Linked DNA regions of Homo sapiens: all the other regions are linked to region 2. A link is a contact called in ENCODE Hi-C or POLR2A ChIA-PET data. All regions are on one chromosome and are shown on one strand. The core of a region is the stretch at or near the end of the contact, and the rest is flanking DNA. Distances in the headings are between cores, read along the strand shown.

Evidence for each region. A loop is a pair of places that touch in the nucleus more often than their neighbours do. ChIA-PET counts read pairs that join two places held with the same protein, here RNA polymerase II (POLR2A). Pooled maps may share reads with other maps.
Region 1: a map of IMR-90 shows a loop between it and region 2 (4-fold over the local background). The contact joins the promoter of FGF7 here to the enhancer-like site in region 2. A Hi-C loop is called at or near these places in 10 of 168 maps with a recorded cell type or tissue (IMR-90, MCF 10A, PC-3 and 6 more), 2 of 37 single-sample maps with no recorded cell type and 25 of 50 pooled maps. POLR2A ChIA-PET finds 5 or more read pairs at or near these places in 2 of 52 experiments (AG04450 and BJ).
Region 3: a map of mammary epithelial cell shows a loop between it and region 2 (6-fold over the local background). The contact joins two enhancer-like sites. A Hi-C loop is called at or near these places in 1 of 168 maps with a recorded cell type or tissue (mammary epithelial cell), 1 of 37 single-sample maps with no recorded cell type and 8 of 50 pooled maps.

Annotation. Positions count from the first base shown.
Region 1 is chr15:49,421,518-49,425,443 of GRCh38, forward strand. FGF7 (fibroblast growth factor 7) reads left to right here and starts at 1,725. Exons shown (of 4, transcript NM_002009.4): 1 at 1,725-1,923; 2 at 2,515-3,066. The coding sequence starts at 2,781. The region is part of intron 11 of FAM227B (family with sequence similarity 227 member B); the gene reads right to left.
Region 2 is chr15:50,052,935-50,056,919 of GRCh38, forward strand. All of the region lies in intron 3 of ATP8B4 (ATPase phospholipid transporting 8B4 (putative)), which reads right to left. Among named protein-coding and RNA genes, the nearest start is that of ATP8B4, 64 kb to the right of the region's middle. Within about 2 kb of position 2,202, at least 12 of the 41 ENCODE cell types and tissues checked have a DNase peak (open chromatin) inside an H3K27ac peak, as active enhancers do; they include IMR-90 and sigmoid colon, where a contact is called at or near this core.
Region 3 is chr15:49,469,629-49,473,720 of GRCh38, forward strand. The region is part of intron 11 of FAM227B (family with sequence similarity 227 member B); the gene reads right to left. The region is part of intron 2 of FGF7 (fibroblast growth factor 7); the gene reads left to right. Among named protein-coding and RNA genes, the nearest start is that of FGF7, 48 kb to the left of the region's middle. RefSeq lists an enhancer at 2,431-2,480. Within about 2 kb of position 2,248, at least 2 of the 41 ENCODE cell types and tissues checked have a DNase peak (open chromatin) inside an H3K27ac peak, as active enhancers do.

The DNA of each region.
Region 1 (3,926 bases), core at 475-2,974, 630 kb before region 2:
TAAGGAGGCACTAAGCACTCTTTGCTAACAAACTATCCATTTCTTTCATTTAAGTATTTAGCACTTAGTTAGCAAATGTGGACTTCTCACTTACTGATTTCTTGGTTTAAAAACTGTAGGTTCAGTATGGAACAAATGGATTTAGTAGCTCTTGAATATCTTTACACTGTAAACTTACTATTGATAACTTTTATTTCTTTAGAAGCAATATCTAAGTCCTAGGAATTCTGAGCCTGCTCATTATTGTTACCTCCCAAACTAGCGGAGTGTGATTCAGAACACAATAACATTATATTTTCTTTCCTCCTTCTCTTCCTCCTTTTAGAGAATACATGATAGGATGTTTTCAGCTTTCTAGCTTTCAACAGATGCAATGATCAAAGAGTCTGTCCCCCTCTGCTTTAATAAATGTGGAACATTCAACATTTGGCATATGAAGAGTAACTGGGTACATCTGAACTATTCTGTGCTCTTCATTCTGTTCCCTAAAGGGACAGATACAAAGAGAAATCACATAAACTATAATCCAGTTGAGTAGATTTAATTTCCTTTTCCTATTTGGTCTACATGCACCACCTGGTGGTAAAGTAGTGCATTTCACATAGAGAGAGAGAGAGAGAGAGAGAGAGTGTGTGTGTGTGTGTGTGCGCGCGCGCGCGCGTGCACGCGTGTGTGTTTTGAGGAGTATATAACATGAAAAAGATAATTTTAATATACTTTCTTAATACTGATTTAGATAGACAACACAATTATTCTACACCAAGAATCTAATACAACACTTGAGCACTACTTCATGTATAACAGAACAGGAAGTAAAGGAGAGAACTCATGCTGGAAAGTAAAATAGCTTTCACTTATTTACCTTAGCAATACATATTATAATTCCATCTCTAAATTAACATTTATTGTTCCAATATTCTTATTGAGGCAAAAATCAAACACTGATAATCAATGTGAAACCATTTCCTCCTTTTTAAAGAATAACAGCTTTTAAAAGTAGGTGCCCTGTTCCTTATATTAGTAGTGAGTATAAGTCACAGATCACAGAATTGTAAAGCACCATAGAGGCATTAGACCAATACACCAATTTTACAAATGTAGCAGCTGAGACTCTGGAACAGCAGGTAACTTGCCCGAAGTCATACTGGTCATTAGTGGTCCAACACAAATAAGAATCTAGATCTTCTCACTTTCAGCCTAGGAATATAATACATAAAAATTGTACTTATATTCATATTCAATGAATTGTCTCTGTATGATGTGATAATATTCAACTTATCTACACAGTGCTTTAAGGCACTCATATGTTAGTTAACACATACCAGTTTTGTTCTAACATTCTGAGCACAAAGAAGTAATTGAAGAAATGCATGTATCATAAAGCTATGGAAAAGATTTTCTAAGTATTAAAAAACCCTATATATATGTTCAAATGAATAATTTTCCAAGTATAATACAACTGCTATATTGCAAAGAAGGTTTAAAAAATTCCCTTTCCCCTTCTAACTGCTTCAGAACCAGAGATCTGTTTCTACAAAGTAGGTACCCACTTGTAGATTTAAGCATAAAACATGTTCATAGCTCCCTCTCATGACCATTGAATACTATACAAGCCTCCTTTTATTCTCGCTGTTGTATTCAACTAACAGCTCACTGGCTAAGTTTTAATTGCTTCCAATGAGGTCAGCAAAGGTATTTATCGAAAAGCCCTGAATAAAAGGCTCACACACACACACAAGCACACACGCGCTCACACACAGAGAGAAAATCCTTCTGCCTGTTGATTTATGGAAACAATTATGATTCTGCTGGAGAACTTTTCAGCTGAGAAATAGTTTGTAGCTACAGTAGAAAGGCTCAAGTTGCACCAGGCAGACAACAGACATGGAATTCTTATATATCCAGCTGTTAGCAACAAAACAAGTAAGTTACTGTTATTTGTCTTTTAAAACAATGCTGAATGTTTTCTAAAAGTTTATCTCTTTTTCTGATTTTAGTACTGAGCAGGAAAGTAAAGTTACAAGATTTTTGAGCCATGTAACTATAGTAATTATGCTGTAGAACATAAAGATAAGGTTGAAGTTCTCCAGAGCAATCCTGACATTTAACTTAAAAAACCTGGGCAGTTCAGGAGAAAATAATTGATTAACCACAAATGTAAAAGCATATAATAAAGAAGTCTAGGGAGAAAGCAGTTACACTTTGTTAGCAGTAATTGTAAAAACTTAATTTAAATCAATAGTTCTGAGTGCAGTATGGTTCTCACAAAATAGCAATTGGAATGAATGGTACAGTCATATTCTGTTTTGTCTCTACTCATGCATAAATTTTATAAATCTACACATAAAGTGGTAAAGATTTTGACATCCTCTGTGAAGGCTGTTTTAAATGTATCTTCAAAGAATAACCTATACTGTATTCTAATGCTACTACTTACCCACTAAAATTTACACATACAATTTTTTATCTTCCTCTCTCCTCCCCTCCCTATTCTTAATCTCTCATTGCAAACAGAAGTCAAATAGCAAACAGCGTCACAGCAACTGAACTTACTACGAACTGTTTTTATGAGGATTTATCAACAGAGTTATTTAAGGAGGAATCCTGTGTTGTTATCAGGAACTAAAAGGATAAGGCTAACAATTTGGAAAGAGCAACTACTCTTTCTTAAATCAATCTACAATTCACAGATAGGAAGAGGTCAATGACCTAGGAGTAACAATCAACTCAAGATTCATTTTCATTATGTTATTCATGAACACCCGGAGCACTACACTATAATGCACAAATGGATACTGACATGGATCCTGCCAACTTTGCTCTACAGATCATGCTTTCACATTATCTGTCTAGTGGGTACTATATCTTTAGCTTGCAATGACATGACTCCAGAGCAAATGGCTACAAATGTGAACTGTTCCAGCCCTGAGCGACACACAAGAAGTTATGATTACATGGAAGGAGGGGATATAAGAGTGAGAAGACTCTTCTGTCGAACACAGTGGTACCTGAGGATCGATAAAAGAGGCAAAGTAAAAGGGACCCAAGAGATGAAGAATAATTACAGTAAGTAATTTTAAGTACTGCTCATGAACCTTAGCAATCTGTTAATGGATCAATTTTCAGGTGATATGTTTTCTCATCTTCCTTTTGCTTCTTGGAAAAAAAATTAAATAAAATGTCACCTAATTTCTCTAAATTGAACTATGTTGAACTATGCCCCTAAAAATATCTCTTTTAACAGGGCAAATCTACTTACATTATAGTTGGACCTGATAATCCAAGCCAATTTGAAAATATATACTCCTTGTCCTGAAAATGCTCATAAGTTAAGCAAAATGTAAATAATATTATTCACACCAAAATGTGACTTAATATTGTCTAAGCAAAACTCATTAAGATATCTAATTTAGAACTTCATAAATTATCACTAAAAGCTATTTATCACTAGTTTAAAGAGTAGGGAAATTATTTTTATTAATTTGATTTTCTTTGAAATAATATTTTCATGATGTAAATTAAAATACTTAATCTGTGCTAAGATATGCATTCCTTTGCAATTGTGTATAATGATAAAATAGAAGGGAATCTGTGGTATCCTTATTCATTTGAGTCATAATGAGCTTGTATTAAGTTGATGACTTATCAACTTAGGCAGAAAAACAGATCTCTCCTAACGTTTTCCTTAACTAAATCTTTTATGTCATAAAAGTTCTGTGCTATCTTAAGAAAAATGTAAAGGTGAGGGGAAAAAAGTGGGCTGGAAGAGATGGTAATTCCATGTTTTTCAATTTAAAGCCTTACATTTTTCCCAAGAATCAGTTATTCTTCTTATGTTAAAATATCAGGGTTGTGTTTTGCATTTAATGGTTATGATGAATAACCAACTTCAATAGTATTAAATGTAATGGAATAAGATACACACC
Region 2 (3,985 bases), core at 952-3,451:
TAACTTGAGATTTTTATTTTAAAATATCACCCTAGCTAGGTGGAAAACAAATCAGTGGTAACACAAGAATAGATATGAAAAGAGCGATGAGGAGGTCTTTGCATTAGTCCAGGTGAAAGATGATGCACAGCTTGGATCAGGGTGGGGACAGAAGGAACGACCATGAATGGTAATAATTACTGACATTTATCAAGCTCTTACTATGTGTACTAAGAGTTTTACATTTTACAGCTCATCTTATCCCACAACATTCTTATGAAATAGGTACTATTATTTCCTTTCTGTAGAAGGGAAATCCAAGGTTCAGAGAGATTAAGTAACTTACTAACTTACACGAGTTGACACAGCTTGTAAGTGGTGATTGTAAGAGCCAGGATTTGGATCTAGCAATAGACATTCTGCTCCAGAGCCCACCCTCTTCACCACTGTGCTGCCCCAATTCATTGCAAAGCAGTTATCTCTTCTGCTTTCAGAGTAATCTGCCCTTGCTCTCTCTTCCAGTCTGCATTTCAAGCCTGCTGCCACTTTCTTACCAAAGGAAATTCAGTTTATTTACCTTCTCCTCTCTAGTCAAGCCCTTCAGGCAGAGCCCTCGTTCTACTGCCTGATGTATGCTTACAGTTTCCTTGGATTCTCTTTCAGTTCCCCTCAAGAATGATTCTCTTGGCCCCTAACAAAGCTCAATGCAGACAAATAGTAGACATAACCACTCCCTTACTTTAGCTTTCAACAGAAGCACAGTGGCCAAAGTCCTTTATATTTCCAGCATTTACTACTTGGTGGGGGGGTGGGGTGAAGGTGGGGAATAAAGTAAAGAAAATGGAGTAAAAATGACAAATTTTTCAGAGATGGGCTACCAAATAAAATATTAATAAAATGGGAAGTATTATTTTTTCTAGAGATCCTCATTATACATGCAAATTAAGTATATTGCTTAAGTAAACAAAGCAAATAGAAAATAACAAACTCTGCTATATTAGCAAACATTTGGAGCATTTGGGAGATTGCCTCAATTTTTCCACTGGCAAAATGGAACTAATAACATTTCTCATATATTTATAGGACTATCATGGAAATGAGAGCATAGATGTAAAAATATTTCTGCTAAATTGAAAGAATTATGCAAATATAGGATTTTTGTGAGTGATCCCAAATAATTCAACTGTATCAAGAAATGCAATGTACTAGTCAGGATAACCAGCTATGCTACAGTAATAACTCCAAAATCTTCACAGCTTAACCCAGTAAGAGTTTGTTTCTTGTTCATGCTACTTGCCCAACATGAGTCTCCTCATCAGATACTCATAACGGAGCACCCACCATCTCCAATGCTTCGAGGTATATTACCAGAGGAAAAAGAAGCTCTGAACAGTCTCACTCTCAAATGTAATGCTTCAACCCAAATGCTCACAACTTACTGGCCAAAAGAGTCACCATGGGTCCAAAAGACAGAAAGCTAGAAACATTAATGGATATCACTAATGGCTATTGCAACCAGTAATGGACGCTAACCTAGTATTTTGAGAGTAAGAGACATATCTACTAGCAAATATATCAAAAACCAACTGGCTGGGCACGGTGGCTCACGCCGGTAATCCCAGCACTTTGGGAGGCTGAGGCAGGCGGATCACAAGGTCAGGAGATCGAGATCAGCCTGGCTAACATGGTGAAACCCCATCTCTACTAAAAATACAAAAAAATTGGCCGTGTGTGGTGGCAGGTGCCTGTAGTCCCAGCTACTTGGGAGGCTGAGGCAGGAGAATAGCATGAACCCAGGAGGCTGAGCTTGCAGTGAGCCGAGATCGTGCCACTGCACTCCAGCCTGGGCGACAGAGGGAGACTCCGCCTCAAAAAAAAAAAAAAAAAAAAAAAAAACAAAAAAAAAAAAACACCAACCTCAGCACTTTAAATTCAGTCCTGTTAACGACACATGTAATATTCCTTTGACTATTTCCTCTCCCCATCAGCTAAACAATGTGCCAAATTCCTTAGTTTCACGAACTGGATAGATTCATCTCCCATCCATAATTCCAGGGTCAAATTAGCTTAAGGCAAGTACATGGCCCACCCTCCTAATTACAATTTTGAATTCAGACACTGGCACATAAACTACGTCAATTCTGAAATTTGCTGATAATGTAAGCTTTCTCTTTTCTATTGCATTCCAATCTGGAAACAAGTAGCCCTAGAGATTACTAACAGCAACTTGGGGCTATGAGTGGGGAGGCTGCCAAGAACAAACTCCGCACTAAAAATGCAGGGCCAAGAAATGCAGAGAAAGAAACTAGACCAAGCCTCTCCTGAGACTAGCCCTATCTCTGGACTTTTCAGCTACATGATCTGTCCATTCAACTCAAACTAAGTCAATTTGAGTTGGTTTTTCTTTTACTCTCAACCAACCAAACACCAGGTAAGAACATTCATAATATATGCAAGATCAGTTTGCTTTTTAAATAATAGCTTACTTGTATCTCTATGTTTGTCTTAAAGAATGCATCCCAGAAGGCTTAAACCCAAATGAGCTCAGCAGTTGTCCAGAGACACTGCCTACGTCTATGAATCCCACAAGCCCCAGGAGCTTTTGCAATCAGTACCACAGTTTCCTCACTATCAAATCATCATCCCACATTTGATGAAACATTTGTACATCATGACAACTATAAAAAGTAACCTTCCAGAGCTTGAGGGGGAAAACATCTAGCCCTTCTTGCCACAAAAGGAGGCAAATACAGTATTTTTATGGTACAATCCAGATTCCAGAGACAGAAATAATCCTGACTAATAAGGGAGAGATTATCTCTAAGCCATAAAATAAAAAACAAAAAGGGATTGTGTCCACAAACTACTGGCATAAAAGAGGAAGTAGCCAAAAGGCATTTGTACCGCTCAGAAAATATGTGAATTACCCATGTTCATGCAAAGAACCCAAAAGAATGCATGTATGGGACCTGGAGATTAGACATCTGGTACCTCACTGATACCAGGAAGAACCCCTGGTAGTTCCTCAGTATCAGCTGACTGTTGCCTGGTGCAGAGTCCACAGCTTTCCAGGATAGGGGCAATGGAAAGACGACAGTGCTCTTCTACGAACGCTGCTGAGGAAGCCTCAATCACAGAAGAGGCTTTGCAGAGTGTGTCAATCAATACTGACTACACTCATCATCACCACCACCACCACCACCATCATCTTAACGTTCTCCTGAGCCTCAGCTCCCAGACTTGAGCAGAAAACGTGTATGAGGAGGCAAAGAGCAGAGGGCACATATCCCCCAACATTCATTCATTCATTCATTCAACTAATTTTTGTTAAAGTCCTTCTGTGCTTCAGGCAATAATGTTATTGAGCCAGGGCTACAGACATGAGTAAGCAAAGACCCTCCCATCATCGAGTAAGTTTGTATGTTAGTTGTGGAGAGAGAGGCAGGAACAAGCAGACAATAAACTTGTAAACTGATGACACAATTTCAGGAGGTGATCATCAAATACTATGACAAAAACAATGAACAATAGAGCAAGAGCACCTTGCCTGCCAAGACTCCCTCAGGAAGCCTTCTTGCTTGATTTTCCAGGTTAATGCAGTATCAAGATTACCCTACTTGGTGAGACCAGTGGGAATACGTGTCCCCTAGGGGTGCTCGTTTCCTGGGTGCCCAAAAGAATCCTTTGGGCTATGAGAAATAAAAAAGAACTTCATGTATATTTTAACTAAAAATGTTAAAGTTACTAACATTTAATTACTATACACAATATATGTATATGTATATGTGTATATATATATATATACACACACACACACACACACACCTATAGCAAAGACAATATAATATCTATATTATCTATAGTAAAAACATATAGTACACACATGCATATATGTGTATACACACATATAAATATTAACAGTAAAGACAATCTATGCATTGTCTATATGTATACACACATATAGATTAATTTCTTTTTATTTTTTTATTTTTTATTGAGACAGAGT
Region 3 (4,092 bases), core at 998-3,497, 580 kb before region 2:
CTTAAATTCCTTGATTTTACTATAAGGCAGACAAAAAGTAGCCAAGGAACTTCATTTGCAAGAACTAATTAGCAGTTGTCAGAGAATGAAATAATCTTCATTATCAAGACACTGGTTACAACTAAGTTATGCCTTTAAAAGTGATTGATAATAGCAGTAATGAGATTGAGAAGCTACTGGCTGAAACATATTGTCATTATCTTTCAATTTTTTACGACTCTAAGAAGTCATAATGATAAGCAAACTCAAAATGAGAAATGGTGATAAAGAGAATGGAGAAAATGTAAATCCACATCAAACCAAAGAATTCTCACCTTCACAGTACAATTAAGAGTTTAATGATTCCATCTTTTCATTAGAGGATGGCATTAAATAGAAATGGTAGCTATGCTTTAACATATTTCTTAATTCTCTGGTAAAATTTAAGCCCTGCATACAACCATAATCAAAATGGGACATTCTAATGTTGCTCCATCTTTTGAAGACCACGGTATTATGATCAAAGCGTGGAAAATGATGGAATTCTAAAATGTTACTGTAGATTGTAAATTAAAGAGGAAGACAGGGATAGAAAAACCACATGTGAGAATACTTTAAGTGGCACCTTATAATTCTTTAACACTGGGAACACTGAGTACATATTAAATATTTTTAAAATTAAAACACTATCATTATCACTATATTTTAAAAAGTCAGATATGAAATTTTTTGGTGCTGAGCAAATTTCTTTTTTATTACCAATAAGCAATTCTGTTGATCCTACATATCTAGTACAGCTACAATTTCACTGTGGATCTAGATCACAAAGTGATTTTCTTATGCCAAATTTAGGACAAGTATATACAAAACCACTATCACTTCAAACTTAATATCTTCATAAAAACTCCAACACATTATCACTCCCACCTAGTAAAAATAGCATCCCCTTAACTTTTATGATACCTTAATTCTCAAAATGACCTGTGTTTGAAATGATATTTGACTTCTCTAACTTCTTTTGCTTTAGCCTCAACATCCATTGGGCCTGGAAGTTGAAAAAATGGGCATAGCAAGAGGAATGTGTAAATGTGATAGAAATAATTTGGATCATTGCTGTTAAGTATAAATGAGTATTTGTGATCTATCATATTTGCTGAAGTTTGACATTAAGGTGGTACATTCCAGTATTATGTATCACTTTCTAGAAGATCAATGAAGTAGAAATGCAGTGACAAGGGTGTCATCTAGAAAGAATGAAAAGAAATACATCCAAGAACTCAAACAGCTTGCTGGGAGAAATTCCAGGATGTAAGGACACCAAGGGAACTACTGCAGCCCACCTGGAACATATTTGTTGTGTTTGTTCCACATCTTGTGCCTGAGATGGTTACCAATTCATGTATAATATAAACTGTTTTTCTTGAGTAGATGTGAAAGTGAAAAGTCTTGTTGATACTCTTTTCTATGCTACAGCTTATTAGAAAAGATAAGTACTTTTAAAGGGAGTAGAAAAACTAATTCAGAAAGGAAGCCAAGAAGAAAAATTCTAAAGAGGCTAGGGAATCCAAACCATCATTAAGAATATGGCAAATGTGAGGCCGGATACAGTGACTCGTGCCTGTAATCCCAGCACTTTGGGAGGCCGAGGTGGGTGGATCACCTAGGTCAGGAGTTCGAGACTAGCCTGGCTAACATGGCAAAACCCCTCCTCTACTAAAAATACAAAAATTAGCTGGTGTGGTGGCACAACCTGTAATTACAGCTACTCAGGAGGCTGAAGGAGGAGAATTGCTTGAACCTGAGAGGCGGAGGTTGTAGTGCACCTAGATGGCGCCACTGCACTATAGCCTGAGCTACAGAGTGAGACTCTATCTCAAAATAATAATAATAATAATAATAATAATAATAATAATAATAATAATAATATGGCAAATGTAATGAATTTATATACAGAAGAAAGATGACAGATATGTAGAGTACTGAACATAGTTAAGTAATCAATGACTTGTTTTATTCAAAAATGGAAAGTTATGATTTTCTAATCAAGAATGGCGAATCTGGTCTTTTTGAGAGTGACAACAGCATCTCATGCTTTATGTAACAATAATGAGCATCCAGAAAAGCTAGCTGACATTAGGTAATTTCTTGGCTAGGAAGCAGCTGAACACAGGTTTGACAGTTTGCTGAGTGGGGAGCTGTGGTCTTCCTGACACGTGTATCAAGATCTAAAGGGCAGCCAGAAAAGACGTATCAAGCTAACTAAATGCTGACACATGCAGGAATAAATGACAGCACCGGAAGAAACTTGGAATCCCTCGTGACAGTGAAGTTCTGGATAAGAAAGTGAAAGACATGACAGCACAGGTGTTGTTTTCATTTTTTCTTCTAGTTTTATCTCATGACTTTAGAAGTGAAAAAAAAAAAAAAGCTGTGAAAGTAAACACCTGGCCATTAACAACAGTGTTGAAAATAAGACTTGTCTTTCTGGCTGTTAGCTTAGAATAACTGAAAAAATAGGCTCCTGGAGTTTTATGTACATTTTATGAAGAACGCATTTGAAGTAAAGTGAAATTGGGGTGCATTAGTTAAGATTCAGTTTGGCTTAAAAAATTGTTTATTTCTCCATGCAATAAACATCTGGAGGAGTGACAACTCTGCTCCACAAAAACATCTGGAAGTTTCCAAGTCCATTTAGCTCACCGTTCCATAATCTCTTTGTTCTCATAACCCAAGGTAGAATCCAAATTCCAGCAGGAAGGTGGAATAAAGTGATTAAAAGTGAGCATAAAGGGCTTCTGCTGGGTACCTTTTATGGAAGACTTTTGGAAGTTGCCATAGGACACTTCAGTTAAATCGCATCAGCTAAAACTTGGTCACATGGCCACATTAAGCTGCAAAAAAGACTGGGAAATGGAAAGTTTATTTTGTGCAGTCAGCTAAAAATTCTATTGCTATGGAAAAAGGAGAGAATAAAAGTTGGGAACAATTAAAAGTCTTTGCTCAGAAAGTTGGGGAGAAAAATGCGTACATATGATTGAAGGAATGAACATCACAATGAATGACATTATACTGTCATAAGCTTGAAGACTTAAGGGGCAAAGATATGACAAGAAGAGAATAGAAAGCTTATTATGCCTCATAAGAAAAGGGCTAGAATCAAAACGTGTAACTTCAAATGGGTAGAAAAAAAGCACAGATGTAATGATAAATAGTAGATGGAAAAGTTACATGACATTACAGATGAAGACATTTCCCAAATTTGCTAATGACAAATAAGAGAAAGGAGTATCTAATTTTTTGGGTACCATACATTTTAATATACTCATGTATCAGTTATTTGTGATTTATTCCATGCCAAATTATAAACAGAATTAAAGTGGCTGAATTAAAACTCACCATTTCTTAAGCAATTGTATGTGGACCACTCATGTTTCCAAAGGTACTTGGGGGATTAATTTAACTAAAGGCATACTGTAATCTTTTTTCAACTGAATATTTTTTAAAAACATTTTTGTATTTTTTCAATTTAGAAAAGAATGGTTTGAGTGCCTCCACAAACATATCAAATATGAATGCCAGGAATTTAGAAAGATGAGACAGATTTACTCACAGTTTAGTTAACTCATCCTTTTGTCATTTAATGAAGTCATGATGATGTTCACTATTATATAAATAAGTTCATTCATTGTCATATGCTGCTAAATTTATAACCTTAACAAACCATTGGTTAACAAGAGAAAGTATAAAGAACATTGAGTTAAATATAAGTTATTAGAAGCATAAAATAACTCCAAAATTCGCTTTTATTTTTTAAATTGATGTATATTTGACAATTTACAGTTAACTTTTAGATAATTTTCTTCAGATCACTACAGTCCTAGTGCCAAGAATGGGTCTGGCAATAAACACTCAGTAAATACTTGTTAAATAACTTGTATGTTACAGAAAATATTGTGACAATCATATTGGAGTTGGTCTCACGTTTTGGAGGGGTATAATGACTCTCTACCCCAGCAATATTTTATTTATGGAGCACTATTTACAAATAGAAGAATAAAACTATTTCTCTTATTTCAACATTTGGAAACCAAAGAAATTGTAAAAATAAGTGAG